Regions from separate parts of the Homo sapiens genome. Here region 2 is linked to region 1. A link is an interaction called in ENCODE POLR2A ChIA-PET data of the cell type or tissue named here. Cell type or tissue: PC-9. All regions are shown on one strand. Links, peaks and the distances in the headings refer to the core of each region. The heading gives the core; the rest is flanking DNA.

The links. ChIA-PET counts read pairs that join two places held together with the same protein. Peaks named below come from ENCODE experiments on the same cell type or tissue, not always from the same donor. Only the 100,000 strongest peaks of a DNase experiment are listed, where the experiment ranks them.
Region 2: POLR2A ChIA-PET joins it to region 1 with 8 read pairs; 2 of 35 experiments call an interaction of 5 or more read pairs at or near these places.

What each region holds. Positions count from the first base shown.
Region 1 is chr17:78,948,145-78,963,789 of GRCh38, forward strand. No RefSeq gene overlaps it. Among named protein-coding and RNA genes, the nearest start is that of LGALS3BP, 24 kb to the right of the region's middle. In PC-9, for the core only: no CTCF peak of the experiment used is centred there; DNase peaks (open chromatin) are centred at 8,317 and 10,627; H3K27ac peaks cover 1,271 bases.
Region 2 is chr17:78,843,538-78,859,182 of GRCh38, forward strand. It overlaps LOC124904067 (a long non-coding RNA gene), which reads left to right. Exons shown (of 2, transcript XR_007065923.1): 1 at 1-1,862; 2 at 2,323-3,255. It overlaps TIMP2 (TIMP metallopeptidase inhibitor 2), which reads right to left. Exons shown (of 5, transcript NM_003255.5): 4 at 13,985-14,109; 5 at 9,440-12,327. The coding sequence ends at 12,130. It also overlaps the pseudogene RPL9P29. Among named protein-coding and RNA genes, the nearest start is that of USP36, 11 kb to the left of the region's middle. In PC-9, for the core only: no CTCF peak of the experiment used is centred there; no DNase peak of the experiment used is centred there.

The sequences.
Region 1 (15,645 bases), core at 3,360-11,359:
TGTAGTCACAGCTACTCAGGAGGCCGAGGTGGGAGGATCACCTGAGCCTGGGAGGTTGAGGCTGCAGTGAGCTGTGATTGTGCCTCCATACTCCAGCCTGGGTGACAGAGTAGACTCTGTCTCAAAAAAAAAAAAAAAAAGAGAGAGAAAAAAGAAAACAAGTGAATGGCTGGGCATGGTAGCACATGCCTGTAATCCTAGCACTTTGAGAGGCTGAGGCCAGAGGATCGCTCGAGGCCAGGAGTTTGAGACCAGCTTGGGCAATACAGCAAGACCCTATCTCTACAAAAAAAATAAAATAACTAGCCAGGCATGGTGGTACTTGTAGTCCCAGCTACTCGGGAAGTTGGGGTGGGAGGATCACAAGGCTGCACTGAGCTATGATCATGCCACCACACTCCAGCCGGGGCAACAGAGCAGGACCCTGTCTCTTAAAAAAAAAACAAAAAAAACAAAAACAAAAAATGGCTGGGCGCAGTGGCTCACGCCTGTAATCCCAGCACTTTTGGGGGCTGAGGCGGGCGGATCACAAGGTCAGGAGATCGAGATCATCCTGGCTAACATGGTGAAACCCCATCTCTACTAAAAATACAAAAAATTAGCCAGGCGTGGTGGCGGGCGCCTGTAGTCCCAGCTACTCGGGAGCCTGAGGCAGAAGACTGGCATGAACCTGGGAGGCGGAGCTTGCAGTAAGCTGAGATCACGCCACTGCACTCCAGCCTAGGTGACAGAGCAAGACTCCATCTCAAAAAAAAAAAAAATAAATAAATAAAACAACTTAATGAACCTTGCCATATTCAGAAGCAGAGAAACATGTTTTGTAACATAAGCACCTAAAAATTCTAGCTGAATAGCTATACTTGTCTTCATTTATTTTCTCTCCAAGTATGATTTTTTTAAAAAAAACTTTTCTATAGAGACAGGTGGGAGGATCACTTGAGCCTGAAAGGTTGAGGCTGCAGTGAGCTAAGATTATGGCACTTCACTCCAGCCTGGACAACAGAAATTCTGTCTCAAGACAAAAGAACAGTGTTTTTCAAACAGTGGGTCATGACTCTTAATGGTTATAAAAGAAATACTTATTAGATGGAGAAAATACATCTCATGCCTTAATCCTAGCACTTTGAGAGGCTGAGGTGGGAGGATCGCTTCAGCCCAGGAGTTTGAGACCTGCCTGGGCAATATGATGAGATTCTTTCTCTACAAAAATTAAAAAAATTAGCCAGACATGGTGGCATGCGCCTGTAGTCCCAGGTACTCTGGAGGCTGAGTTAGGAGGATTGCTTGAGCCTGGAAAGTCGAGGCTGCAGTGAGCTAAGATCCCATCACTGCACTCCTGCCTTGGTGAGAGAGACCCTGTCTCAAAAACCAAACAACCCCCCATCACACATACACAAAATCAACGTCTATCACATGGAATACAGATGGCACCTGTTTTGGTTGCATATGAATACATGCTGTGTCCACTAGGTAGGGATGCAATGGCCTTGGTTAAGACCCTCTCAATTGGCCGGGCGCGATGGCTCACGCCTGTAATCCCAGCACTTTGGGAGGCTGAGGCAGGCAGATCATGAGGTGAAGAGATGGAGACCATCCTGGCCAACATGGTGAAACCCCATCTCTACTAAAAATACAAAAATACATGGGCGTGATGGCAGGTGTCTGTAGTCCCAGCTACTTGGGAGGCTGAGGCATGAGAATCACTTGAACCTGGGAGGCGGAGGTTGCAATGAGCCGAGATCACACCACTGCACTCCAGCCTGGCGACAGGGTGAGACTCCATCTAAAAAAAAAAAAAAGATACTCTCAATTATAAGCAACTATGTACCAAACTCACACAGTCTTAGACAGTGAAGTAGATTTGCTTGCTCACTTAACTGAAGAGTCCCCAGGGAGGGAGCTGTGGACATGGAACAAAGCTCTTCCCTCTTCTGAGCATCTGCTTCTTGCTCAGAGTGGATCACCTCATGGTCACAAAATGGCTGCCAGTACAACACACTTCCACATTCAAGTTGTGCCACAGACCGGAAGTCTTGAACTTTGCTATGAAGTGGTTAATAGTATAGGCTCAGAATCATATAGATCTGACCTTTAACTTAGTCTCCATTGTTTTCTGGCCTGTGACCTTGGGCAAGTTACAAACCTCAGTTTCTATAAAATGGGAAGAAAGATCACTCCAGTCTCACTGAGTTGTGGTGAGAATTGGGTGAACGAATATTAAGCACTTAGCACGGCCCCCATGGTGTAGTGAGCACTGTATGAATGTTGGCTGTAGAGGGCCCGTGATTGCATCAGGGTCCTCTACAGGAGAGGAAAGGAGAGCTGTTCCTCTCCTTTCTCTGGGGGACCCTGCTGGTTTTGTTTGGAATCCACACCTCCCCTAGACACTCTGGGGAGAGCTGAATCTACCCCAGCTCCATCAGTGACACATGTCCTATCTGCTGGTCTTGGTTATTGGCCTAGTGCTGGATAAATGGCCCAAAGAGGCTTGGTGAGAATGGAGAAGACATCTGGGAGACTGTGGCAGAAGGCATTTTTCGAGATGGACATAGCAGCTTCCACGCTACTCACACTCAATGCGACCTTGACACTCTTCCCAAGAGCGGTGGGATATGCAGCCCTACCCCTTGAATCCAGGCAGGCCTTTGTGACTGCCTTGACCACCAGTCTATCACAAGTGGTGCTGTGTGGCTTCCAAGGCTGGGTTATAAAATGCCATGTACATCTGACTTGTTCTCTAACCCAGCCACCATGCTGTGAGGAAGCCTATGCAGCCCTCTATGAGAGCAGCCGAGGCCCCCATTTCACAGCCCTTGTTGAGTTCCCAGACAACAGCCAGCACCATTTTTCAGCCACGTAGGTGAGCCATCTTGAAATGGATCCTCCAATTCCCAGGTGAGCTGTCCCAGCTGATGCCATGTGGAAGAGATGAGCCACCCTTGCTGAGCCCTGTCCAAATTGCAGATTATGAGCAAAATGAAAGATCCTTCTTAGCCTCTAAGTTTTGGGGTAACTTGTTATATACAAATAGATGGCCAAAATGGAAGTTCTGGAAAAGAGGCTCACTCCTGCCTTTTACCTTTTTAGGGTCCCACTCTATCAACCTGGCTGGAGTGCAGTGGTGTGATCATAGCTCACTGCAACCTCAGACTCCTGGGCTCACACAATCCTCCTGTCTCCACCTCTTGAGTAGTTGGGACTACAGGCTCATGCCACTCCTGCCTTTTAAATGTTGTGGTATAGAGCCTGGAGCCACTGCAACCACTTTGCCACTATGATGGAAACTAGTATGTGAATGAGTTGCTGCTACAGAAGGCATAAGAGAGAGGAAGACCTGAATCTGGACATGGTTGAACTGCTGGGCTCCATCAGCCATGAAGTCCACCCGGTTGGTATACTTTCTAGTTAATATGAGTGAAAACACTACCTCCAAAGGGTAAGCATTTCTCAATCATATTTGTTACTTATAGCCCAAACCATCCTAATATACCATCTATCCCTAACAGGGAATCATCAGCTGGGTTTAAGCAGAGGGAAATGTCTCGATGAGATGCTTTAGAACAATAGCTATGGTGTCTCCACAGGGCTGTCCTGGAGAGGGCTGGGAGACAGGAAGACCAGCCAGGAGCCTGCAGCAAAACTTCTAGGCAGGAGAAGGTGGGGGTCAGGGTCAAGCTCATGGAGCCGGAGGCTGGCATTGCGGAGTGACAGTGCAGGGCTGTGCATGACAGAAGGACACACCAGACACCACCTGTGCTCCACGGAGAGATGAACAAGCCCTGAGCAACTGGGGAATAGCAAAGGAAACTCCACCAACCCCCTCCCTCTCCTCCCTTCCTAGAGAGGAAGCCTCTCTCTCCCTTTGTCCTCACTGCCTGACTGTGAGGATCGACCAGAGATCTCCCAGGAGGATTTTGGAAAAGGCTCTAAAGGAAGTAGAAGCTTCCAGACCCAAGTGGCTCTCCCCTTTCAGCTGCTGCCCACCCCTACATTTGTGCTCGGTCGATCCCCACCCAGCTGACCTCAGCTGAGCTAGGACCGGCTCAGGACCCCGCCCCCAGCACCCCACACAGCTGGGAGTTGTTACTGCAGGCCCTCAGATGTTTACCCAAGGGCCTGCCTTGCCTTCGCTCTCTGCTGGCAACACAGATTCTTAAAGGGCCGAGGCTGGTTTCTCTTCTCCTGGGCCTGGGGGACCCTCTTCTCTCTGGATGCTTCCTGGGAGTCCCCTCCAGGCCCTGGTGTCTGTAGGGAAACCCCCTTCTGTAGGCGACGGGGGCGGAATTTGGACAGCCACGGCCAGCAGTCTGGATGACTCCCTCAGTGGCCAGCCCCTGGGGCCCAGGTCCCCCTGACTGTCCAGGGTGGCCCGCCTAACTGGCCTCCTTTTCTTCCATGGCTGGGAGGGCATTCACCCCCACCGTGGGGAAGCTCAGGGCAAGTTCCTGAGACCCACTTTTTGAGGACCCCTCCTACCAAGGTCTTCCTGGCCAGGCCTCCTCTCTGATCGGGTGAATAAACACAGGAACCCCAGGGTTTGGGGAACCCACAGCCCCAGAAGTACCAAACTGTGCTGAAATGCAGAAAACCCTTTTTAAGGGAGCTGAAGGTTTTAAGCATTTGAAGAAATTCTCTGAACTCATAAGACACCAGGCAGGCTATGGACGTGTCCCACGGACTCCCCACCCCCGAGCCCAAAGGGAGCTGCTGGTCCAGCAGGGCGGGAGGAGCTGGCTTGGCCCATCATGTGGTCAGTGGTGAGCCCTGCGAGTGGTTCCCCAGGCTGAGACCATGGAGGAGGGCAGATCAGCCACCCAGGCCTCGGTGGGCTCGGTGCCAGTGGGGTCCAGCTCCTCTGCTCTCCTCTTCCTGAGCCCCAGCGAAGGCACAGCCTTCGGATTGTGGCAAAGCCTGAACCCCAAACATGGAGCACTGCCCGTAATCAGATGGGGGTGAGAGAGAGCTTGTCACCAGGCCTGGGACAGCACCAAAATTCCTAACCTAGGGCTCCAAAAGAGGAAAGATTCCTGCAGGAGTTAGCTTGGAGCCGGTCCTCCATGAACATCAGGTAATGACAAGAAAAGATGCCAGCCAGATGTGCTGGCTCATGCCTGTAATCCCAGCACTTTGGGAGGCCGAGGCGGGAGGATCACCTGAGGTCAGGAGCTCGAGACCAGCCTGGCCAACACGGTGAAACCTTGTCTCTACTAAAAATATAAAACATTAGCCGGGCGTGGTGGTACATGCCTGTAATCCCAGCTACTCAGGAGGCAGAAGCAGGAGAATCACTTCAACCCGGGAGGCGGAGGCTGCAGTGAGTCAAGGTCATGCCACTGCACTCCAGCCTGGGCAACAGAGTGAGACTCTGCCTAAACAACAACAACAACAAAAAACAAAAAGAAAAGACGCGTAAACATCCCCACCATCTTGATCGCAAAAACAGTCACTGTCAAAGACTCCAGATGCCTTTCATTCAGTATTTACAACACCCTTGAAGAGGTCAGCAGCCCATATTACAGAGACCAGAGCTGAGCTTCAGAGAGGGGAGGCCTCCTGCCTAAGATCACACAGCCAAGAGGCAGGCGGCCAGCCTGGACTTGTGACTCGGAGCAGCATCTCACCACCTTTTGCAACGGATCCATCTGGAACCCAGAGGTCACGTTGCTCGTTGGGCTGTAGTTGCAGAGTGAGAGGCAGGCGTGGTCTTGGGCTGCGGGGTAAGACCAGGGCAAGCAGGGCCTCAGCTTTGGGTTGGGGGCTTTAAAATGGACACAGGACTCCTTTGAGCCTCCTGGAGAAAACTGTCTTAGGGCAGCTGCCCTCTAGGATGAGTGGGTGGGAGGGACGGGGTCGCTGAGGCCTCCCCTGAGCTCTAGTCTCGTTGCAGGCTTGGAAACGGCCCCAGTGAATGCGGGAGAGGAGAAAGCCAGCAGCCCCAGGAGACGGTGAAGGTCAAAAGCAGCCCTGGTTACCATCGCTAGCCAGCCCCCAAGTCTTTGCGTTGCCACGGCAACGCTACTCCTGTGCTACCCATCCCCGCACGGGGTCTGCTGTGACTGAAGCAAAAAGCCGCTTCCACGAGGCTCCTTAAAAAGGGTTTGAGGCTGTCTAATGGGGACCAGCTGCTCAGCAAATTACAAACACGCAGAAGAATAAGGCTCTGCTGGCTGGTAGAGTTCCCCTGCCCAGCCCTCCCTGCATGCAGCTTCTGCTGGGGGCAAGAGAGCAGCCCCTCCCGGAGAAGCCATCCGCCCACCCTTTCCACCTCTGACAGCCTCCCTGGAGCTGAGCTGTCCTGACCTCAGACACCCAGCTGGCTCCCCAACTTCCATGTCCAGCTCCCCACTTTGTCCTCCATTCTGTTGAGAAGGGGACGGGGGCAGGGAGACAGCCCAAATAGAGCGCACCCCATCAGAAGGGTACGGTGGGGCAAAGGCGTCCCCAGCGTTCCAAGCTCCCAGGAGATTCCAATACACAGCTCCAGAGGTGAATCACTGGCCCAGACCCAGTGGATTTTACACTCATGTGGCGCCAGAATTCCAGGAGGGCTCTGAAGTCACAGGCGCAAACTCACCCCGATTCCCTGGTCTCCGGTTCAGTCGGACCGGGGTGTTCCCGAAGAATCCGCGTTGCTGACGGGTTTCCTAGGCACCGGGATGCTGCTGAGTGGAACCCCACTTTGAGAAGTACAGGTTCCATCTGCTCTGATGGTGAGCAGAGCTGCTCCTGCATCTGTCACCTTCGTCATTTCCTCCACTTGTGACTCAACTAGGATTCATGTTCTGAATTTTGGGGGTTTCCTCCTGGGGTGTAGATGTAGTGAAGGTGGACATAGGTCTATACTGACCTTTTGTGTGAAGGCAGGGGTTCCTTCATTCATTCAGCAAAGACTTGAGGGCTACCCACGTTCCCACCTGGTGCCGGGCTTTCCCGGGAAAGACGAATTCAGCCTGGCAGTGACGGAGACACCGGCAGGGATCTGCCACACCCTGTGGAAGGGCCGTGAGGGACACAGAGTGTGCTTCGGTCACAGGGTGGGGCTGAGACTCGGATGCCCGAGAGGCACTCTCAGAGGTCGTGAAGGCTAAGCCCCTGGTCCCCAGAGTGTGCCAGAGGACCAGCAGCGTGGGCATTGCCGGGAGCCGATTAGAACTGCAGAAGTGCAGGCCCCTGTTTAGCAAGATCCCAGTGACTGAGGGTACCCAAAGGTTGAGAGATCCCCAGAAACACACATAGGAATTAACCTGGTAAAGAAGAAAAAGAATGTTCCGTCCTGGCCAACGTGGTGAAACCCCGTCTCTACTAAAAATACAAAAATTAGCCAGGCATGGTGGTGGGCACCTGTAATCCCAGCTACTCAAGAGGCTGAGGCAGGAGAATCGCTTGAACCTGGGAGGCAGAGGTTGCAGTGAGCTGAGATCGAGCGAGATCGAGCCATTGCACTCCAGCCTGGGCAACAGAGCAAGACTCCGTCTCAAAAACAAAACAAAAGAATGTTCCAGAAAAAGAAGTCATGAGTGCATTACAAGAATGATTTTTTTTTTTTTTTTTGGAGACAAGGTCTTGCTCTGTCCCCAGGCTGGGGTGCAGTGGTGCCGTCTCAGCTCACTGCAGCCTCAACCTCCCTGGGCTCAGGCGATCCTCCTGCCTCAGCCTCCTGAGTAGCTGGGACTACAGGTGCACAACATCATGCCTGGCTAATCTTCGTATTTTTTGTAGAGGTGCGGTTTCACCACATTGCCCAGGTGGGTCTTGAACTCCTGGGCTCAAGCGATCTATGGCCTCCCACAGTGCCTGGCTGAAAAGAACTTCCGACGCCCAGAGCCAGGATTTCTGGGGCTGGGTGATAGGGATGGGGAAGCATCTTTCTTTGTGAAGGGACCACCAGGGGCTGCTGTCGGTCCCTTACGTGGGGTAGCCAACCCTCCCAGTTTGCCCAGGATGGTTTTCTGTCGGTCATGTTAAAGAAAACGATTCAGTGACACTTGTGTGAGGTCAGTGAGGCTGACTCGACTCAGGGCCGTCTCGATAGGCGCAGGGACCATGCAGGGGGAACCTGCCATGGGCAGAGGTCAGGGTCAACTCAGATGCAGCACGGCCAAGTGAATTTCTAGCCAGGGAGCAGGGTGGGGGTCAGAGCGGGGGGAATTACTAAGAGGAAGCAGGGGGTCAGGGGGATTCCGGCTAAACCCACCTAACAGGATTCTTGCTGAAGGCAGGCCGGGGTGACCAGACATCGCCTGAGGGACGGTGGAGGATGGGGGCTTCTTGCTAAACTGACTTCGCAGGAATGGCAGAAACTGGATTTTACAAGGCGGCCTGGAGATGGGGCCCGGGAGAAGGTTTGGGGACCTGAGGCTAAAGCGCCAAGGACTTCGTCTTCACTTCCCCCACCTCTGACTCTGCCCTGGGGTGGTGGAATGACTCACCTGATGGAAAAAACTGGGTGTTGATTTGCTAAAATCCCAAAAGCAGGTCTGCATTTAGAAAGCGCTGGCTCCTTGAGAAGCCTGGCCTGGAACCTGGAGCCCAGGTGGGCTCCTTGAACAGATGATGCCTGAGGGATGTCGCCTGGATGCTGGGAGTGAGCGAGGCAGCAAAACACTGTCTCTTGGCCTGTCCCCAAGTCAAAATCCCACCTTAGGGGGGCCAGCTGCTTTGGGTTAAGGGTGGGGGAGTTGAGAGATGGAGAGGAGCTTAGAAGTCATCAGGGCTCCCCGTTTTAGAGAGAAGAGCCTCGGGGCGGGGGAGAAGGGACTCAGCTCTGGAACTAAGGACTGGACCTCGGGTCCCAAGCCCCAGTCTTAGGAGCTGCTACCTCCTTATTAAAGTGCCAGGGGGCCCTCCAGGACGGGCCCCATCCAACGCCAGCCGTCTCATCTCTGTCCCACTCTGTTAGAAAACACCTCCTTATATTAAGCTAAAATCTGTCTTTTCCACAGTTTCTTTGATGCGGCCTCTTGGATCTTTTTAAGATGCTGTGATCAATGACTCACTCAAATCCTCTCTCACCAATCTCACCACCAGCATCCTCAAATTGACTGAATTTGCTGTCTATTTCTAAGGTCAAATTTGCAGCCACTTCCTGATACCTCCCACGGAGGTTGGCGCTGGTCCTCCATGCAAGGAGGTGACTGCGGCCAAGGGACTCACCAAACGTGGAGGTTTGCCAAAGTTATGTCGAAGAGCCTGGATCTCAAAGTGAGCCGTCTCCCGGGAAACAGCTCGAGACGTTCAGATTCTGAACATCCGCTCCACATGCGGCAGGGGGGCTTGAGAGCTCTCAGCACGTTCATGTGAGAGAAGAAGCCCAGGAGGCCCCCATGGGCTCTGACATCCAGGAGGCTTGCAATGGGAGGATGGGGGTGTGGGAAGGTCCCCCTGGGAGCCAGGACTCCATCCCATGCCCAGCATCCACCTGAATGCCAGCAGGATTCGAATTAGAGAATGCACGTGATGGCAAAACAGCTTGCACTCCCGGAACCCTGAGCAGCCTCCTGTGGGCTGAATTCCGTCCCCCAGAAAGATACATCTGCGTCCTGACCACCAGTACCTGTGGCTGTGACTTTTTTTGGATATAGGGTCTTCGCAGATACAATCAAGGCTCTTGGCCAGGTGTGGTGGCCCACGCCTGTAATCCTAGTACTTTGGGAGGCCAAGGCAGGGGGATCACCTGAGGTCTGGAGTTCGAGACCAGCCTGGCTGACATGGCGAAACCCTGTCTCTACTAAACATATAAAAATTGGCCAGGTGCAGTGGCTCACGCCTATAATCCCAGCACTTTGGGAGGCTGAGGCGGGCGGATCACCTGAGGTCAGGAGTCTGAGACCAGCCTCAACATGGAGAAACCCCATCTCTACTAAAAATACAAAATTAGCCAGGCCTGGTGGTGCATGCCTGTAATCTCAGCTACTCGGGAGGCTGAGGCAGGAGAATCGCTTGAACCTGGGAGGCGGAGTTTGCGGTGAGCCAAGATCGCGCCATTGCACTCCAGCCTGGGCAACAAGAGCAAAACTCCGTCTCAAAAAATAAATAAATAAATAAATAAATACATAATAAAATAAAATAAAAATAAAAATAAAAATTAGCCAGGCGTGGTGGCAGATGCCTGTAATCCTAGTACTTTGGGAGGCTGAGGCAGGCAGATCACTTGAGGTCAGGAGTTCGAGACCAGCCTGGCCAACATGGCGAAAGCCCGTCTGGGAGTTCCCAAGCTGGGAGATAGGGCAGGGACAGAGTCTCCCTTAGAGCCCCCAGAAGGAACCAGCCCTGTAGACCCCTTGACCTCAGACTTCTGGTCTCCAGAGCTGTGAAAAGAAAATTTCTGTTGTTTTAAGCCACCCAGGAAATGTCTGTCCTTTAGGCAGACCCAGGAAACTAATACCAAGCCTCGCATTCCTGTCCCTTCCCAGGAGTCAGGTCTGGACATCATGTAGCCCCCAGGATCTGAGGTGGGCTGGAAAGGCCGGAGACTGGGTCCTGCTTCAGGGGGATTGAGGGGGTCAGAGACACTGGCAAGCTTGGGTGAAGCAGAGATTTGCAGGCTGGCTCCCGGCTGCCCCGACTTAAGCTAGTTCTGATAAGGAAGCAGGGCCGGGCAGCATGACTCAGGCCCCTACTCACCCCACCTGACTCTGGGCAGTGCAGTGATGGCCCAGAGTCCAGCCCTTGGGATGGGCTGACCTGGCCCTCCTGAGACCCCACTCCCACTGCTTGGAATGTTGGATTCTCCCCAGACCATCTATGAACACCGCCCTCCTTTTGTCTTTGGGTCAATACCCTGGCGCACCCCTCCAGCCAGGCTCCAACTCACCTTCCCTCCCTCCTGGCAGTTGTATCTTTCTCTCCATCTCTGCTGTGGTCTGTTTATCTCCTCTCCTCCCATTAGACTCTAAATGAAAACTGTCTCTACTTCTGACACTCAACGTGTGGGCCTTCCTCCCCCATACCGAGTAGTTCTCCAGTTTTTGTTTTTGTTTTCCCCTGTGACAGTGTCTCACTCTTCGCCCAGGCTGGAGCGCAGTGGTCCGATCCTAGCTCACTACAGCTATGCAATCCTCCCACCTCCTGCCACCACACCCCGCTATTTTTTAATTTTTGTACAGATGGGGGTCTCACTATGTTGCCCAGGCTGGTCTCGAGCTCCTGGGCTCAAGATATTCTCCTGCCTTGGTTTCCCACAGTGTTAGGATTATAGGCGTGAGTTCGTTTAATCCTGATACTATCCGGAGTTAGCGCAGACCCCACAGGTTAGGAGCTCAAGACTGCCCGCCACATCAGACCCCGAACATAAGCAGAGGGTCCTCAGGTTGCCCACGTTTCAGTCCAACTTGGCTACAAATTGGAGGCTTCCATGACCCTCTTCTTGGGTTTGGTGATTTGCTATTGGGGGCTCCCATGACCCCCTCCTCAGGTTTGGTGATTTGCTTTTCCTTTTTTTTTTTTTTTTTTTTTTTTTGAGACGGAGTCTCACTCTGTCACCCAGGCTGGAGTGCAGTGGCGTGATCTCGGCTCACTGGAACCTCCGCCTCCTGGGTTCAAGCAATTCTCCTGCCTCAGCCTCCTGAGTAGCTGGGACTACAGTCATGTTGTCCAGCTAATTTTTGTGTTTTTGTAGAGACAGGGTTTCACCATGTTGGCCAGGCTGGTCTTGAACTCCTGACCTCAAGTGATCCGCCCGCCTTGGCCTCCCACAGTGCTGGGATTACAGGCGTGAGCCACCACTCCTGGCCGATGATTCGCTATTGGTGGCTCCCACAGCCTCCTCCTCAGGTTTGGCGATTTGCTATGGAAGGGCTCACAGAACTTTCCTTAGGGCCTCAGGTTGATGATAAAGGATGCCAGAAGGAGACACATAGAGACCAAGGTCCAGAATCCAGGGCAGGCGCTTCTGTCCCCCTGGAGTACGCGTTATGCCAGCCTCCCGGCTCATGGGTTCGTTCATTACCCTGAAGTTCTCTGAACCCTTTCTCTTCAAGCTTTGATGGAAGTTCCACTATGTGAGCATGATTGATGAAATCATCGACAATTGGTAATTGACTCAATCCCTGGCCCTTCCGCCTTCCTGGAAGTCGGGGTGGGGCTGAAAATTTCAACCCACTAATCCCATGGTTGGTTCCTGGGGCAGCAGCCTCCATTTTGAGACTAGCTAGGGACCACCGAGTCACCTCATTAGCATAAGTAGGATGGTGGAAAGGGGTTCCTTATAAGTAACAAAAGGTGCTTCTCTCACCTCTCTCAGAAAATTTCAAGGGTTTTAGGAGCTCTGTGCTGGGAACCCAGGAACCGGGAACAAAGACCAAATAGAATATATATTTCTTGCCAGGCACAGTGGCTCATGCCTGTAATCCCAGCACTTTGGGAGGCTGAGGTGGATGGATCACCTGAGATCAGGAGTTCGAGACCAGCCTGGCCAACATGGTGAAACCCCATCTGTACTAAAAATACAAAAATTAGCTGGGTGTGGTGGTGAGTGCTACTCGGGAGGCTGAGGCAGGGGAATCACTTGAACCTGGGAGGCGGAGGTTCCAGTGACCCAAAATTGTGCCACTGCACTCCAGCCTGGGTGACACAGTAAGACTCTGTCTCAAAAAAAAAAAAAAAAAAAAAAAAAAAACCCACAAAAAAATATATTTTTTGAATAAGAATATTTTGAATAAGAATATATATTTCTTATTCTCTCACAGCCCTGACTGAGCCCCTTGCAAACAGAGCCCCCAGTCCTCTCCCTGGTGCCCCTGAGCTTGGCCTGGAGGAGTCTCTGTGAGAATCTCCTGAATTGGGCTTTTGAATGCACATGGGTGAATGCACACATATGGTGTGTGCATATGTGCAGACAGAACACACATGTAACACTTGGAGCGCTAGCGTAAGCAGGAGGGAGGTGTGGAAGACAGGCCTGCATTCTTCCTCTGCATTTTGCAACTGCCACAGGCTTGGCTTCGAGCTCCTGGCTTCACCCCAGTGACATTCTTTCAGAAGCCCAGCTGCTGCCACATCAAACCATTTCTGTCCAGCTCTCACTCAGGCCCAGCCACCTCCATGGGCCACACGAGTGGGGCACGAGGAAGCCCAGCCTTTTCAGGGAGTTCATGAGTGTATTTGTGCAAGGGTGTGGCTAGAACCTGGGGTGTGAATGCCTCAACAGCCAGGAGGCTGCTGTTAAGAAATAGTTCACTGCAGCCAGGCGCAGTGGCTCATGCCTGTAATCCCAGCACTTTGGGAGGCCGAGGCGGGTGGACCACCTGAGGTTGGGAGTTCGAGACCAGCCTGATCAACATGGAGAAACCCCATCTCTACTAAAAATGCAAAAATTAGCCAGGCATGGTGGTGCATGCCTATAATCCCAGCTACTTGGGAGGCTGAGGCAGGAGAATCGCTGGAACCCGGGAGACAGACGTTGCAGTGAGCCGAGATCATGATGCCATTGCACTCCAGCCTGGGCAACAAGAGTGAAACTCAGCCTTAAAAAAAAAAAAAAGAGTCATCCATGAATCCCCTCCCCAACAAAGGTGCTAACACAGGTCACATGCTCTTCTCCCTCCTAGCCAAATCCATCCCAAACCAATTCCCACAGCAAAGAGGATGGAATTTCCCATAGTCCCTCCCTCAGATCGCCCCAGGCTGCTGCCCAGTGGGATGGTTCCCTGAAGGAACATATAGGTCATCTGGGGAATGAGGAAGAGTGGGGAATGGAGACTCAACAGACAACCAGTGAATGTTCTATACAGGATTGTTCTGCACGTTGCTCTTTTGAAAAACTTGGGCCAGGCACAGTGGCTCACACCTGTAATCCAGCACTTTGGGAGGCTGAAGCGGGCGTATGGCTTGAGGTCAGGAGTTTGAGACCAGACTACTAGCCAACATGGTGAAACCATTCTCTACTAAAAATACAAAAATTAGCCGGGCGTGGTGGCGGGTGCCTGTAATCTCAGCTACTTGAGAGGCTGAGGTGGGAGAATTGCTTCAACCCGGGAGGCGGAGGTTGCAGTGAGTCAAGATCGCACCACTGCACTCTGGCCTGGGCGACAGAGCGAGACTCCATCTTAAAACAAAAAACAACAACGACAAAAAAACACTTGATGTTGTATCATGAAGATCCTTTATGTCAGTACATATGGGGGCCACAAAATCCTTCTGAGTAGCTCTACAATAGTCCACTCTCCGGATGCCCGGAATGAACTGAGCTGTCCCTCAATGCGTGGAATCTCCTTCTGCCTTTGTGAAGCCTGCCTCCATGTGACCTGCAAGGCCCAGGTCGCTGCTCTCAAGTGGCCTCGCGGGGCTTTGAGCCTGGAACAGGGCTCTCAGTAAGGCAGGAGTGGTTCAAATGCTTGCTGTGGGTGGTGACATCAGCCACAGCCTGAACCCAGTGTCCCCTGAGGGCGGTGAGCAAGTCTGTGTCAATTCCAGCCAGATTACTCCGGGTTCAGAGGTCCTCAGCTTCCTGGTTATGGCCAATTACAAATGGTCATAAATTCTTCAAAGCGACCCTCATCAGGAGGTGGAGTTTATTTTCCACCTTTGGATCGACGCTGACCTTGTGATGTGTGTGTCTAAGCCTGGACCTCAAGAAGCCTCGCATGTTAGGCTGGGCGTGGCGGGTCACGCTTGTAATCCCAGCACTTCGGGAGGCCAAGGCGGGCATATTGCTTGAGCTCAGGAGTTTAAGACCAGCCCGGGCAACATAGCAAGACCGGGTCTCCACAGAAAATTTAAAAATTAGCCAGGTGTGGTGGCGTGTGCCTGTAGTCCCAGCTACTCAGGAGGCTAGGGGACGGAGTGGGGAGGATTGCTTGAGCCCAGGAGGTCAAGGCTGCAGTGAGTCATGTTCGGGCCACAGCCATGATCATGCCACTTGCACTTCAGCCTGGGCAACAGAGCGAGGCTCTAAAAAAAAAAAAAAAAAAAAAAGGTTTTTTTTTTTGAGACAGAGTCTCGCTCTGTTGCCTAGGCTGGAGTGCAGTGGCACAATCTCAGCTCACTGCAACCTCCGCCTCAGCTCACTGCAACCTCCGCCTCAGCTCACTGCAACCTCCGCCTCAGCTCACTGCAACCTCCGCCTCCCAGGTTCAAGTGATTCTCCTGCCTCAGCCTCCCCAGTAGCTGGGATTACTGGCACGTGCCATCACGTGAGGCTAATTTTTGACAGGGTTTCACCATGTTGGCCAGGCTGGTCTCAAACTCCTGGCCTCAAGTGATCTGCGCACCTTGGCCTCCCAAAATGCTGGGATTACAGGCGTGAGCCCCACTCCCAACCAGAAACAAAACAAAACAAAAAAAGGTTCTGCATTCCACATCATGGAACACTGCTACCATGGGACCAGGCCTGGCTTAGCGTCCACCAGAATGAGACCCTATGGAGAGAGGGGCCCCACCTTCCCAGCTCTTCCAGCCACCCCAGGTGAGGCCTCTGACATAAGTGAGCCCAGCCAACACCATGGGGAGCAAAGGTGAGCCCTCCCAGGTGAGCCCAGCTGAAATGACAACCCACAGGGTCAAGGCGGATGAATGGTTATTGTTCTCATGGTTTTTAGCCACCGAGTTTTGGAGCAGTTTGTTACTAAGCAAAAGTTAACCGCACAGCCACCTTACTTAATTCCCGCTCAACTCCTAGCCTTCCTATCAATTCTGTGACCTTCATAA
Region 2 (15,645 bases), core at 996-8,995, 110 kb before region 1:
CATTCTTATGACCCTTCCATTTTGTTTCTAGTCTCAGAAGGGGTGGAGAAAGTCATCCTTCCTAAATGGTGTTGACTCTCAGACATCTGACCGTGCCAGGAGAATGGCTGTGCAAGGCGGCAGCCCAGGCCCGGGCAGGTGGCGGCCAGGAGTTGGGACCACAGAGGGCACTAGCAAGAGCAGCAGCTGCTCCGAGATGCTTTGGCACAAGTCAGGATACGTATTTTGTAGTTTTCTCTTGTTTTTTATTTTTCTGAGGTGGAGTCTCACTCTGTCGCCCAGGCTGGAGTGCAGTGGTGCAATCTCAGCTCACTGCAAGCTCCGCCTCCCGGGTTCAAGCGATTATCGTGTCTCGGCCTCCAGAGTAGCTGGGATCACAGGTGCACGCCACCACACCCAGCTGATTTTTGTATTTTTAGTAGAGATGGGGTTTCGCCATGTTTGGTCTTGAACTCTTGGCCTCAGGTGATCTGCCCCCCTCAGCCTCCCAGAGTGCAAGGATTACAGGCGTGAGCCACCGCACCCCACCTCCCGGCCTTTTCTCTTGTTTCATTTTGGTAAACTAAATTAGTTTAATACCTCTACCCCATCGGTGGTTGGAATTCCCCACCTCAATCATTTTGGGGGCTCTCTGCCTCCTTTGAATAGGACAGATCTCCAGGGGTTTACCCAGGCTCCGAAGAGCCACTCCAGGCAGCCGGCTGTTTGGGGAGGTGCACCCTGGTCTTCTAGTCTGCGGATTCCCTGCATCGCTCCCCTGGTACTGCTCTCAAGCTCAAGGGTCACCTCAGCCAGATGTGCCCTAGGCTGGCAGAGGTCCTTCCCCTAAATGCAGCTGGGCAGGATGCCACCCTTTCTACAATAAGTTCGGTCCCAGGGATTCCCCCAACACACACACACATACATTCTCTCTTACTCACATCCTCACACACACTCACACACCCCACCACACTCACACACTTTCAAAATCCACCGACTCTCACGCTCACACTCGCCAGCCCTTTCCCTTGCTCTGTCACTTCCCTCCAAGTCCCCGCCCCACACAGCCTCCTGCAGTCCCAGCCCCCTTGGTGCCAGCCATCTCTGGTGCCAGCCATCTCCCCCAAATATCCACCCTTCTGGGCTCCTTTCTGCCCAGAGGGACCTGAAGTTTCCCTAGGAAGCACTTGCTAAAGGCCTCCAGTCTCCAACTCCTGGGGAAGAAGGATCCAGGCCTCTGCCGCACAAAGCCTCCACTGTTCTCTTGGGGCTGGCACCCCTTCCTGTGGCCCTGTGGCACCAAACAAATTGATTCATCCAGCGAATATTTCTTATTTACTCTGTTCCACATGGTGGTGAGTGAATCAACCCTGGACTCTCCCCACAAAGGACTTAAGAACACGCAGGTCATGAACAAATGAACACTTTTGCATAATTTTTATGACCAACGGTGACCAGGCCAAGAGCAGGATGAGGTGATGGAGAATACCTTGGCCTGGGGCATCGGAGGAAACTCTTGCGAGGATGTGCTACCTCCGTTGAAAGTGGGAAGATGAGAGACCGGCTGTAAGAGGAGCAAGGGAAGGAGGTTCTGGAATGAGAGAACAGCACGAACAAAATGCCCGAGACAGGAGCGAGCTTGGCACCTTCAAGAAAATAAAGAGGAGAATCACTGAACCTGGCACGTGGAGGTTGCAATGAGCTGAGATCGCGCCACTGCACTCCAGCCTGCGAGACAGAGCGAGACTCCATCTCAAAAAAAAAAAAAAAAAAAAAAAGGAAAGAAAAGGAGGCCATTGGGATGGCTGAGGCTGGAAGGGTGGACCAGGTGCCCCACAGGCAAGAGGTCCCAACTATAGATGAAGCACGCAGGCTACAGACAGGTGAGTGGTGCCTCGGGTGAGAGGCAAGTTTGTCTCCATAGGTCATCCTGCTACACGGAATTCTCCAGAATCCCCTGCAAAGGTGTAGATGGGCTGGGTGCAGTAGCTCATGCCTCTAATCCCAGCACTTTGGGAGGTCGAGTCGGGCGGATCACCTTGAGGTCAGAAGTTCAAGACCAGCCTGACTAACATGGTGAAACCCTGTCTCAACTAGAATACAAAAATTAGCTGGGCATGGTGGCATTTGCCTGTAGTCCCATCTACTCAGGAGGCTGAGGCAGGAGAATTGCTTGAACCCGGGAGGTGGAGGTTGCAGTGAGCCGAGATCGCGCCACCGCACTCCAGCCTTGGTGACAGAGCGAGACTCTGTCTCAAAAAAAAAAAAAAAAAAAAAGGTGTAGATGGCTTATGCTTTGTGATTTTCAATGTGACTTGTTTTTATTTTTTTCCAAATCTATAGGTCTTTTATTGAATCATCTAAATATCACAGATACTTAGGTCTGAGGAGTCATCCAACATCGTGTTTCTGTAGCTGGACAACTCTTAGAACCTCCTCAGCAGCCTGCGGAACTGTTCCTTTTTAGGAGACGTAGACAGCACCCCAACATTTTCTGATATCCTTGTTTTTAACTATTGCTGCTTGCTGAATCAGAGCAGCTGAATTTGAACAAGACTGAAACAAGCTCAATGTCGCTTCCTTCAAAGATTAATTCGACATTCTGGGCTTGAGATACTGAATAAGCAACACCTGGCCTCATCCGAACCCTGCAGATGGATTTTCCACCCAAGATGTTTCAGATTTCAACGAGAGTCCCGTTCTCCTGGATAACGACGTTTCTGGGGAAGTGAGCACCCACAGAGGTCATCTTGTAATGGAACCCAGGGCAACCCCTTTGACCATGCTCCGTACACGACTATGAACAGTCCCAACGGCAGCCGGCTCCCTTCAGTTTCCCCACCGTTTGTCAACCCGGAGCCTCTTTTCCTTTCCAAGGAGACTGAGTTCTACATTGATGTGATTGAAGTCTCTCCTCAAGGCTGTGTGCAGTGGCTCACACCTGTAATCCCAACACTTTGGGAGGCAGAGGCAGGCGGATCACTTGAGGCCAGGAGTTTGAGAGCAGCCTGGCCAACATGGTGAAACCATGTCTCTACTAAAAATACAAAAATTAGCCAGGCGTGGTGGCACATGCCTGTAGTCTCAGCTACTAGGGAGGCTGAGGCAGGAAAATTGCTTGAACCCAGGAGGCGGAGGTTGCAGTGAGCCAAGATCGCACCACTGCACTCCAGCCTGGGCGACAGGGCAAGACCCTGTCTCAAAAAAATAAAATAAATAAATAAATAAATAAATAAATAAAGTCCTTCCTCAGGGTTCCTCTCAGGCCCTTCCCAATAACTGTGTGTTCCTTTAGAGTAATGTTGACCTTTTCTGGAATATCCATGGGTTGGTTGCTGGGAACGGTCTTCATTCTCACAGTAGATGCGGCAAAGACAGCAGTTTTACTTTTTTAATATAACTTCCAGGCATCTTAACCTTGGAATTTTGAACATACTAGGACGTGTCTTTCCATGAATATTGTAAATTGTCAGGCTGGTCTAACAAGGCGGTTTTGGAATTCCACTTTGGGAGGTGTAGGAAGAATAACTTTAGAGCGGACCAACCCTCAGACACTGCTGGTAGGCATGTAAAATGGTGCAGTCACTGCAGAAAACAGGACAGTGCTTCCTCCAAAAGCGAAACATAGGACTACTATACATACTATCTATACATACTATATAAACTGTATATATACACTATGTATACAGTATAGACATAGTATATATGTCTACACTATATACATAGTATATACACATAGTATATACACATAGTATATATACATAGTATATACCCAGTATATATACATAGTATATACACAGTATATATACATAGTATATACACAGTATATATACATAGTATATACATATAGATATACGTATATACTATGTATGTAGATATAGATACTATCTATATATATATTATGCTTCCAGACTTAATTATTGCAATACAATTTTTTGTGTACTATTATGTATAATTATATTGTAATTTTATTATTTATTTATTTTTGAGACGGAGTCTTGCTCTGTCACCCAGTCTGGAGTGCAGTGGTGCCATCTCAGCTCACTGCAACCTCTGTCTCCCGGATTCAAGGGATTCTTCTGCCTCAGCCTCCCGAGTAGCTATTACAGGTGTCGCGCCACCATGCCCGGCTAGTTTTTTGTATTTTTAGTAGAGATGCGATTTCACCATGTTGGCCAGGCTGGTCTTGAACCCCTGACCTCAGGTGATCCACCCTCCTTGGCCCCTCAAAGTGCTGGGATTCCAGGCGTGAGCCACCGCGCCTGGACTGTATTGCAATAATTATACATAATACTACATATATACAAATATACATAATATTGTGTATATACATATATACTGTATATATAGATATATAAATATATAGTAGTTTAGATATATGTATGCTGAATCAGAGAAGCTGAATTTGAAACAAGCTTAATGTCCTTTCCTTCAAAGATTAATGTTGTATTAATGTAGGTTAATGTTGAATATACATATATGGCTCTATATATCTATAGTAGATATATATCTACATATATCTATAGTGTATAGATATCTATATACATATACTAAGTGTGTGTGTATATATACGCCAATTAAAAGCAGGGACACAGATATTTGCACACCCATGTTCATAGCCACATTCTTCACAATAGCCAAAAGGCGGAAGCAACCCAAGTGTCTACTGATGGATGAATGGATAAACAAAATGTAATAGATGCACACAATGGAATATTAGCCATGAAAAAGAAGGAAGCATGGATCCATGCTATAATACCAATGGACCTTGAAGACGTGCAAAGTGAGCTGGACATAACATAGGTGGAATCATGCAGGATGATAGAATATTTAGAATAGGAAAATCCATAGAGACAGAAAGTAGACTAGAGGTTACCAGGGGCTAGGAGGAGGAGGACGGGGGTTATTGCATCATGGTTACAGAGTTTCTGGGTGGTGGTGAAAAAGTTTTGGAAATAGTGGTGATGGCCATAAAAACATTGTAAGTGTAATTAACTGAATTGTACACTTAAAAATGGTTAGAAGGTGGCCAGGAGCGGTGGCTCATGCCTGTAATCCCAGCACTTTGGGAGGCTGAGAGGGCAGATCATGAGGTCAAGAGATCGAGATCATCCTGGCCAACATGGTGAAACCCCGTGTCTACTAAAAATACAAAACTTAGCTGGGTGTGGTGGCAGGTGCCTGTAGTCCCAGCTACTCGGGAGGCTGTGGCATGAGAATCGCTTGAACCCCAGAGTGGAGATTGCAGTAAGCCAAGATTGTGCCACTGCACTCCAGCCTGGGTGACAGAGCGAGACTGTCTCAAAAAAAAAAAAAAGAAAAAAAATCTATAGTCACAGCAAATTGCCTATCATAAAATTGATGCTAGTAAAATATTGTAATTCCACTGTTTGGATTTAATTATTTTTTAAAGTTAGATCAGGTAAAAATATCCATTAAAAATTAGGAGGGAAAAGATACTGCTACTGTGTGTCCTATAACTAGGCTCAAGTTCTTCCATCAGCTCCAAAGTATTTTATTTTTATTTATTTATTTTTTTGAGATCGAGTCTCGCTCTGCCACCCAGGCTGGAATACAGTGGCTCCATCTTGGCTCATTGCAACCTCCACCTCTGGGGTTCAAGTGATTCTTCTGGCTCGGCCTCCCAAGTGGCTGGGATTACAGGCAGGAGTCACCGCACCCGGCCAGCTCCAAAGTTCTTTAACCAGTCCTGGTGGCTCCCCAGCTCCACCACCAGGCTCCATGTCCCTTCAGATTGGATCTTGCAGGGTCTCTTGCTGCTTTTCCATCATGGGTGCACACATCTCTGTTGATGGGTTGAGGCTGACCTCACCTGTCCCCATGCATTTTTCTTCCACAGGGTAAACAAGACTGAGAGGAAATAATGGTGTCTAGTTGTGTCCCTAACAATGTCGTTACCCCATATGTGAGTCTACAAACTGATTTTTTCTTTTTCTTTTTTTTTTGAGACAGAGTCTTGCTCTGTTGCCCAGGCTGGAGTGCAGTGGTGCGATCTCAGCTCACCGCAATCTCTGCTGCCTGGGTTCAAGCAATTCTCCTGCCTCAGCCTCCTGAGTAGCTGGGACTACAGGCGTGCACCAGCATGCCCAGTTAATTTTTTTGTTTTGTTTTGTTTTGCTTTTGAGATGGAGTCTCGCTCTGTCGCCCAGGCTGGAGCGCAATGGCATGATCTCGGCTCACTGCAACCTCCGCCTCCCGGGTTCAAGCGATTCTGTATCAGCCTCCCGAGTACCTGGGATTACAGGCGCCCACCACTGTACCTGGCTAATTTTTGTATTTTTAGTAGAGACGGGGTTTCACCACCTTGGCCAGGGTGGTTTTGAACGCCTGACCTCAGGTGATCTGCCTGCCTCGGCCTCCCAAAGTGCTGGGATTACAGGTGTGAGCCACCGTGCCAGGCCTAATTTTTGTATTTTTAGTAGACACGGGATTTCGCCATTTTGGCCAGGCTGGTCTCGAACTCCTGAACTCAGGTGATCCTCCCGCCTTGCCCTCCCAAAGTGCTGGGATTACAGGTGTAAGCCATGGCGCCCGGCCTACAAACTAATCTTAAATCGTTTTCAAAGATCAGCAAAACATGGATAATTGTTGAAAACAGATCATAGACACATGGAGTTGGTCATACCATTCTCTGCATTTTTGTATATGTTTTAAATTTTCCATAATGACTTTAAGTTTGACTTAAATGCATAAATATATGAAAAGGGTATAAATCACCTGGCGTGCTGCTTACTAAAACTCCAAATGTGGGCTGCAAATGCCAAGTAAGTTCATTTGTATGAAATGGAAAGTTTTGATATTATTATTATAGTATACCACTCAACCATTTTCCCTACATATTTGGACATACAGAAGAAATAATCCAAATATTTCTGCAGTAGATATTAAGTGGATCACATTTAATGTGACATTGGAGCAAACTTCAGATGTCGTAAGTTTGTTCTTGCTTTTTGGGCAGTAACTGCACACAGTAGGAAACACGATTCTTCTGGCTGCCCCTGGAATAACAGATTCTGCACAACAGTGTGCACATGGGCCAGGGGGCAGCTAACTGTTCAAATACACCATTGAAGAATGTCCATGGCTGGGTGCAGTGGCTCAGGCCTGTAATCCCAGCACTTTGGGAGGCCGAGGCGGGCGGATCACAAGGTCAGGAGATCGAGACCATCCTGGCTAACATGGTGAAACCTCGTCTGTACTAAACATACAAAAAATTAGCCAGGCGTGGTGGCAGGTGCCTGTAGTCCCAGCTACTTGGGAGGCTGAGGCAGGAGAATGGTGTGAACCCGGGAGGTGGAGGTTGCAGTGAGCCGAGATCGCGCCACTGCACTCCAGCCTGGGCGACAGATCAAGACTCTGTCTCAAAAAAAATAAAATTAAATTAAAAAAAATTTCATATGGTGAAGTATTATGAGACTTTTGATTGAAGTTTGAATTATGATGGGAACATCTTTCTCAGCACAAGGATAGGGTGGGGGCAGGGAGAAACAACCTGGAGAATAAGAGAGACCCGGGAGGCCAAGCACTGTGGCTTACCGGAGGCCAACGTGGGCAGATCACTTGAGGCCAGGGGTGTGAGACCAGCCTAGCCAACACGGTGAAACCCCGCCTCTACTAAAAATGCAAGAATTTGCCGGGCATGGTGGTGCCCACCTGTAATCTCAGCTACTCTCGAGGCAGAGGTTGCGTTGAGCTGAGATCACACCGCTGCACTCCAGACTGGGCAATGAGGCGAGACTCTGTCTGAAAAAAAAAAAAAAACAAAAAAAAAGAAAAGAAAAGAAAGAAAGAAGGGGGAGCTTCAATAGTTATTTAAAAAAAGAGAGAGAGAGAGAGACCTAGGAGTTAGATCAACCAACTGCAATGGATGGATCTTATTTGGGTCTTGATTCAAACCCATAAACCACGCAAAAGCATCTATGAGACAGTCAGAGATGTTAGAACACTGACTGGATATTTGATGACATTGATGAATTCTAAGTAAGTTTTTGACATGTGATAAAGCTATTTTGGATTTTGTCGTTGTTGTTGTTTGAGACAGGATCTCACTCTGTCACCCAGATTGGAGTGCAGTGGTGCGATCTCAGCTCACTGCAACCTCCACCTCCTGGGCTCAAGTGATCCTCCCACCTCAGCCCCCCGAGTAGCTGGGACTACAGGCATGCACCACCACACCCAGCTAATCTTTGTATTTTTTGTAGAGTTGGGGTTTCTCCATGTTGTCCAGGCTGGTCTTGAACTCCTGGGCTCAAGCAATCCGCCCACCTTGGCCTCCCAAAGTGCTAGGACTATAGGTGAGCCACCGTACCTGGCCTGGAAAAAGGTTTTAAAAGTAGTTTTTATTTTTTGGCTGGGCACGGTGGCTCACGCCTGTCATCCCAGCACTTTGGGAGGCCCAGGCGGGCGGATCACAAGGTCAGGAGTTCGAGACCAGCCTGACCAACATGGTGAAACCCTGTCTCTTTTTGTATTTTTGTAAAAATACAAAAATTAGCTGGGCGTTGTGGCGGACACCTGTAATCCCAGCTACTCAGGAGGTTGAGACAAGAGAATCACTTGAACCCAGGAGGCAGAGGTTGCAGTGAGCCAAGATCATGCCATTGCACTCCAGCCTGGGTAACAGAGCGAGACTCCGTCTGAAAAAAAAAAAAAGTAGTTTTTATTTTTTAAACATATGTGTACTGGAATATTTATAAATGAGACTGCTTCATGCCTGGAATTTTTTCTTCCAAATAATTTCGTGAATGGTGGGTGAAGACTGAGTGTAGGTCTAAAGCTGGCCATGAAGCCCTCAGTGTCGAAGCTGTGAGACGGGTGCATGGCTCTGCGTGTCTCTATAATAAAAAGCCAGAGGTATGTGTTGAATGAAGGGGACCCTCTCCTACACTTCTGCCCCTTCATCCACCTAAGGAAACCACATTTGCTTTTACCTGTCCCATCTCTGCTGCCCCGTCTCTGCCACTGCATCGCACTTTTCTTTTCTTTTTTCTTTTTTTTTTTTTTTGAGACAGGGTCTCACTCTCTTGCCCAGGCTGGAATGCAGTGGTGCAATTATAGCTCACTGCAACCTCTGCCTCCGAGGTTCAAGTAATCCTCCTATCTCAGCCTTTTGAATAGCTGGGACCACAGGTACATGCCACCACGCCTATTTTTTGCAGAGACAGGGTTTTGCGAAGTTGGCCAGGCTAGTCTCGAACTCCTGGGCACAAACAATCCACCCGCCTTGGCCTCCCAAAGTGCTGGGATGACAGGCGTGAGCCACCACACCTGGTCTGCATCCCATATTTGACTCAGAGCTCACTGGCCTTGTTTCTCTGGAGGACACAGGGCGCCCCCTCCCGCCGGACAGGAGAGGCTCCTTGCAGAGGCTGATTCCCATTCTTGAGCTAGGAAGTGGCCGTTCTGAACATCGGATACAGCCACACGGAGAGAGCCCACGTTCTCTTTGATAATACTGTTTATTGTCCACGGACCGAGCGATTGCTCAAGAATGATACAAAGCATCAGAGACATGCGCAGTCTGCTTGTCAACTTTCAACAACTCTTGTGTGTTCCCAGCACCGGAAGGTCTCAGACTTCATATTCCAGCATAAACACAGTGCTCCCCTCCCCCAAAAATCCAAACGGAAACAAAATCAACAGAGCTTTAAATTACGGCAGCAAGTCCAATATTTCTTAATACTTATCAAGCAAAGATTTGAAAATAACTACAATGTAAACTTTATTTTAAATATTTTGAGTTGCTTGCAGGATGAAAATAGGAGAAGAGAGCTGTGCTTAGAACATAACATATAAATTAAACGATGCCAAATGGAGAGCCTTCTTAAACTATATATATATTGCCACTATTTATTGTGAAGGTATTTGAGCGGCTTCCTCTGTCAGCTGCCACCCGGCTCTTCTTAACCTGTTTTGTTTTCTGCTCAGCACGGTTAAAAGACCAACGTGTGTGGATCAAATATAAAGGCCACACCTTTCAGACCGAACCTACTCAAAGATCCTTTACTTTGCAATAATTTGAACTGGAGAACCAAAGACGGGAGACGAATGAAAGCAAAGATGCTCAAAGAACCAAAGGAAAGACCTGAAGGAATCCACCTGCATAGGCCACGCGTTCCACTCTGGGTCAAATGCTTCCACGATGCAGAAACCTTTTTTTAAAAAAGTGCAAGTCTAATACCTACCAAGGGTAATAAAAAACACAGCACAGGAATGATTACAGCTGATGTCAAAAACAAACCAAAACATTAAAAAAACAATCAGCAGAAACAGGAGTAAATGTTACATATGATATCACCATACAGGAAGCGAACAGGGGTGGGGTGTTATATGGGTTGGAGGGGTCTGGTGGAGTTGTATATACTGAAATCACATGGACTGGTCCATTATGACATCTTACCAACTTTAGGTCACTGTACAGCATGAAAACGCCCGTGGGGCAGGGGCCGATTCCTGGATACCCTCCCAGTCTGCCCTAGAAAGGGAAGTCATCAAGATCTGTGCTGACCAGGTCCCGGTGGGCATGGGGGCTGCATGCCACTTGGGGGTCAGGAGTCTTAACAGGTGCTTTGGGGTTGCCGCTGAATAGAACAGGCTAAGGTGGCTTTGGAAGCATTTTGCAAGACCACGCCCAGGCCGCCAAGCTTCGGTTTCATTGCGTGTGTATGTTTACATAATGTGCCTGTATATCGTCAGTTTATCTTTACAACACAGGTGGGAGGAAACAAGAGATTCTCCTTATCATTACCGAGAAAGTTCTTCCTATCCTAACCCCCATATCACTGGCTTCAGGAAACCACACTGAGGGAACACATAGGTTCCCTAGTTCCCTAGGAAGTTTCTTAGCTAGGTAATCTTTGTCATTTAAGAAATACAAGCAGAAGTTGGTATATCTGCAACTCAGGTTCACCTATCATCTGAGAATTCACCTTTAGAAAAATAAGATGTCTCTTAAAACAGGCCATAGTGTCCTGGAGGCTGAGAAAGAAGTGAGTGTGTCACCAAAGCCACCTACCTCCAAAATCCTTCCCTTCCTAGGCTGGACTTCTTACTATGCTTAGCTGGCGTCACATGCAGAAAGCCCCGTGCAGAACGATGGCTGTCAGTCTTTGAGGGAGGGAACACTAAGCCTGGGAGGGCACAGCAAGACCCAGCTTTTTCTGTCCTCAGGATGTGCAGATGGGGAGCCCAGCCGGGCCCTGCACACAAGCCCGGATAAAGCAAAGCTGTGCAACTCAATCCAGGTGCCTGATGCCAGAACAGGCAAGAAGCAATGGCAACCGCAGCAGCTAGGGAAGGGACCTTGAGGGCAGCCACCGGCCCCGGACAGCAGCCTCAGGACAGGACCTCACCGATTCCTCCTGCAAGCTGGGGAGCATGTGGGCGGGGGGGGGGGGGTGGGGGGGTGGGTGCAGACCAAAAAGACTCAGCTGAGGCTGGAACGCAGCTCAGCTGGGGTTTCTCGCTCCCATTTCTACAAGGCTCAGAGGGAGGCTCCCACTGGAATTCTGAGGATTAATAGGATTGATGGGGCTCCTTCAAGAACTAGCCACTGGTTCCAGGCTGCCCTTGGATGTGGGGGGAGTCAGGTGCTGGGAGCTCATGGTGGGCACCGGGGCGATGGGAGCACTTGCCAGGGGCAGGGAGTGCAGAGGCGTGGAAGCTGCAGAAAACAAGGGCCATGTCCCTCTCAAGATGAAAGGGACCTGGTAGGCCTGCTACACAGTCTTGCAACGACCCTCAAAAGTTTCTGCAAAATGCACATTTCCAGGCCCTGCCCTAACCCAGCTGGGAGATCCCTAAGTGCTGCCTGCTTGGCATCTGTGACGGTGCCAAGGCAGGGACTGGGAGGGAAGCCGCGTGTCCCAGCCCTGCCTGCACCCAAGGATCGAAGCCCCAGACACATAGTGCCTGGCAGAGGGAGGATGGGATGAGGACCTTGGACCCACGTCTCCCTCCAGACCCACAACCATGTCTAAAAGGAGAAGGGGGGAGCAGAATCATATTAATTTGGACCCATGGGATGAGTGTTTTATTCATGCTGTTTCCAGGAAGGGATGTCAGAGCTGGACCAGTCGAAACCCTTGGAGGCTTTTTTTGCAGTTGGCCACAGGGGCGTTGGAGGCCTGCTTATGGGTCCTCGATGTCGAGAAACTCCTGCTTGGGGGGCGCCGCGCCGCGGTACCACGCACAGGAGCCGTCACTTCTCTTGATGCAGGCGAAGAACTTGGCCTGGTGCCCGTTGATGTTCTTCTCTGTGACCCAGTCCATCCAGAGGCACTCGTCCGGGGAGGAGATGTAGCACGGGATCATGGGGCAGCGCGTGATCTGGGGAGGGGCACACGGAGGGGGACGGAGTCAGGGACCCAGGAAGGGGTGGGCAGAGGCTGCTCTGGGGGCATGTCCAGAACCCGGCAATGTGCCTACCTGTCATGTGCAGGGATGGCAGCCTCTCCCGAGACCCACGGTTCCTGCAGGGGCAGGCAGCTGGCCTGCGAGGGGGTCTAACCTGCAGGGAAGCTGTGCCCTGCCCACCGCTGCCCCCCCTCCTACTGCAGGTGTGCTTCCCTTTGGGCCATCTTCTACCTTCCTGAGCATGACAGAATGGCCTCAGCTTGGCCCTGCCCTCTGGGGGACACAGCAACAATAAAAGGGCCTGGGTTTCCTGGAGACAGATTCCAGCCCAGTGTTGCTCGCAAGCCGAGCCCCGAGGTCATCGGCAACTAGCAATTTGGCCAAGGAACCCTAGGCTACAAGAGGATGACCGCCTTCACCACCGTGGAAAGAAAAAGGAAAAACTTGCTTTTGATTTCATGCTGGGCACAGAGGAGTTTCGCTTAACATACGTGTGGCTGGAGACTATGAGTTCAGAATTCCTGTTTTGAACATGCGGAGAAGGGGCTGGGGGCCGTCAGGAGGGAGGGCAGCCCCAGGCAGCTCCCCAGGGAAGGCCAATCCCCACAGCCTCACCAGAGTCTCCTGGTCCCAGACTCACTGGGAGTGACCCAGGGTGGGAGGTGCCCAGCACTCAGCCATGCTTCCTGCAGGGAGGGTGGGGATAGGGTGCTAGGAGCCCACAGGGTAGGAGCCAGCCTGGGAGCCCTGGAGGCGGTAATCTCACCTTCCACAGCCACATCTAGGCGCTGCACTGCTCCAGCTGTGCCTGGCACAACCTCCGGGCTCATTTTAAGAGGAGCAGGTGTTCAGGTATTCTCAACACACAGACCCCACATAGACACCAACCCAGGTGTGAAAATGTCGGGAATGTTGGAAACAGCGTAAGGCCTGCAGTGCCTTCTCATAAGCCACACAGGCGTTTGCACTTGCACATTTGTAGAAAATTCTCCATGGGACCATATTCTCTCTCCCCATACAGCTCCTTTTTCTGGAAGCTACAGGTAACAGAGCTGAATTCATGCTCTTACTCTCAAATCTCCTAGCCTTCCAGACATCTCCCTCTTTTTTTTTTGGGACAGAGTCTCACTCTGTCAACCCAGGCTGGGGTGCAGTGGTGTGATCTCAACTCACTGCAACCTCCACCTCCCACATTCAAGCAATTCTTAAGCCTCATCCTCCCAAGTTGCTGGGATCACAGGCGTGCACCACCTCACCTGGCTAATTTTTGTATTTTTGTAGAGACAGGGTTTCGCCATGTTGGTGAGGCTGATTTCCAACTCCCGACCTCAAGTGACCCACCTATCTCGGCCTCCCAAAGTGCCGGGATTACAGGCGTGAGCCGCAGCGCCCGGCCTCCAGACATCCCCTGTCAGAGATGTGCCTCAGGGCTCTCCAGGGACCAGGGGTCAAAGGCTCTGTCCCCAGCCAGACAGCCTTACTCTTGGGATGACTCTACCTTCCCAGAGCCTGGTCTTAGATCAGGAGCCGGGGATTAACGGGTCCTGGAAAGCCAGGGATCAAAATCCCTGCCGTCCATCTGGAGACACTGGGAGGAGGCGATGCTCCAGCAGAGGCAGGACCTGCTTACCTTGCACTCGCAGCCCATCTGGTACCTGTGGTTCAGGCTCTTCTTCTGGGTGGTGCTCAGGGTGTCCCAGGGCACGATGAAGTCACAGAGGGTGATGTGCATCTTGCCGTCCCCCTCGGCCTTTCCTGCGGAGAGACGGGGATCACCGAGCTCAGGGAGAGGGAAAAGTCCTCCTCCTGCCCAGCTCCTCCACCCGGCGCAGGGGCGCTGGGATTTCGTTGCAACAATCCTGTGCACTGTCTATTCTGAGTTAAAACACAGTGGGTGGCCAGGCACGGTGGCTCACTCCTGTAATCCCAGCACTTTGGGAGGCTGAGGCGGGTGGATCTCTTGAGGCCAGGAGTTCAAGACCAGCCTGGCCAACGTGATGAAACCCCCTCTCTACTAAAATACAAAAAATTAGCCGGGTGTGGTGTCACACGCCTGTAATCCCAGCTACTTGGGAGGCTGAGGCAGGAGAATCGCTCTTGCACCCCAGAGGCGGAAGTTGCAGTGAGCCGAGATCGCGCCACTGAACTCCAGCCTGGGTGACACAGCAAGACTCCGTCTCAAAAAAATAAAAAGTGGAAAAAAAAAGAAAGCCATAATGCATGTTCACTGACAGAAACTTAAACATTGGAAACAAAGAAAAAACTTCCTGGCCAGGGGCGGTGGCTCATGCCTGTAATCCCAGCACTTTGGGAGGCCGCGGCAGGTGGATCACAAGGTCAGGAGATCGAGACCATCCTGGCTAACACGGTGAAACCCCCGTCTCTACTAAAAATACAAAAAATTAGCCAGGCGTGCTGGCGGGCACCTGTAGTCCCAGCTACTCAGGAGGCTGAGGTAGGAGAATGGCGTGAACCCGGGAGGCGGAGGTTGCAGTGAGCCGAGTTGGTGCCACTGCACTCCAGCCTGGGCCTGGGCGACAGAGCGAGACTCAGTCTAAAAAAAAAAAAGAAAAGAAAAAAATTCCCTACTTTCATTACCCACAGCTAATATTTTGATGTATTTCCTTCCAATATTCCACTATTGATTTTGAGACAGTCTTGCTCTGTCGCTCAGGCCAGAGTGCAATGGTATGATCATAGCTCACTGCAGCCTTGACCTCCCAAGCTCAAGCGATCCTCCCGTCTCAGTCTCCTGAATAGCTGGGACTATAGGTGTGAACCACTACACCCTGCTAATTTTTTATATTTTTTTTTGTAGAAACAGGGTCTTGCTATGTTACTCAGGCTGGTCTTAAACTTCTGCGCTCAAGCAATACCCCCACTTTGGCCTCCCAAAGTGTTAGGATTATAGGCATGAGCCACCACGCCTGGCCCCAATATTCTTTTAAATTAAATTTTATTCTAAAAAAAGGATAGAGACGATGTTTCACCATGTTGCCCAGGCTGGTCTTGAACTGAGCTTAAGTGATCCTCCCACCTTGACTTCCCAAAGTGCTGGGATTACAGGTGTGAGCCACTGCGCCCGGCCAATATTCTCTTCTATGTGCATCTTCACACATAAAACGTCATGCAGTATGTAGATTATATTGTTTCCTGTTTTGTTTTTCACAAAATATTAATTCACAGGTGCTTCTCCCATTTGAGTTTAAACTTATAATTCTGCATTTTTCCATTATGAAGAGCCAAAGCATGGAATTTTTGAAAATTAGGAATCTGCTCTGAATTCCCTTC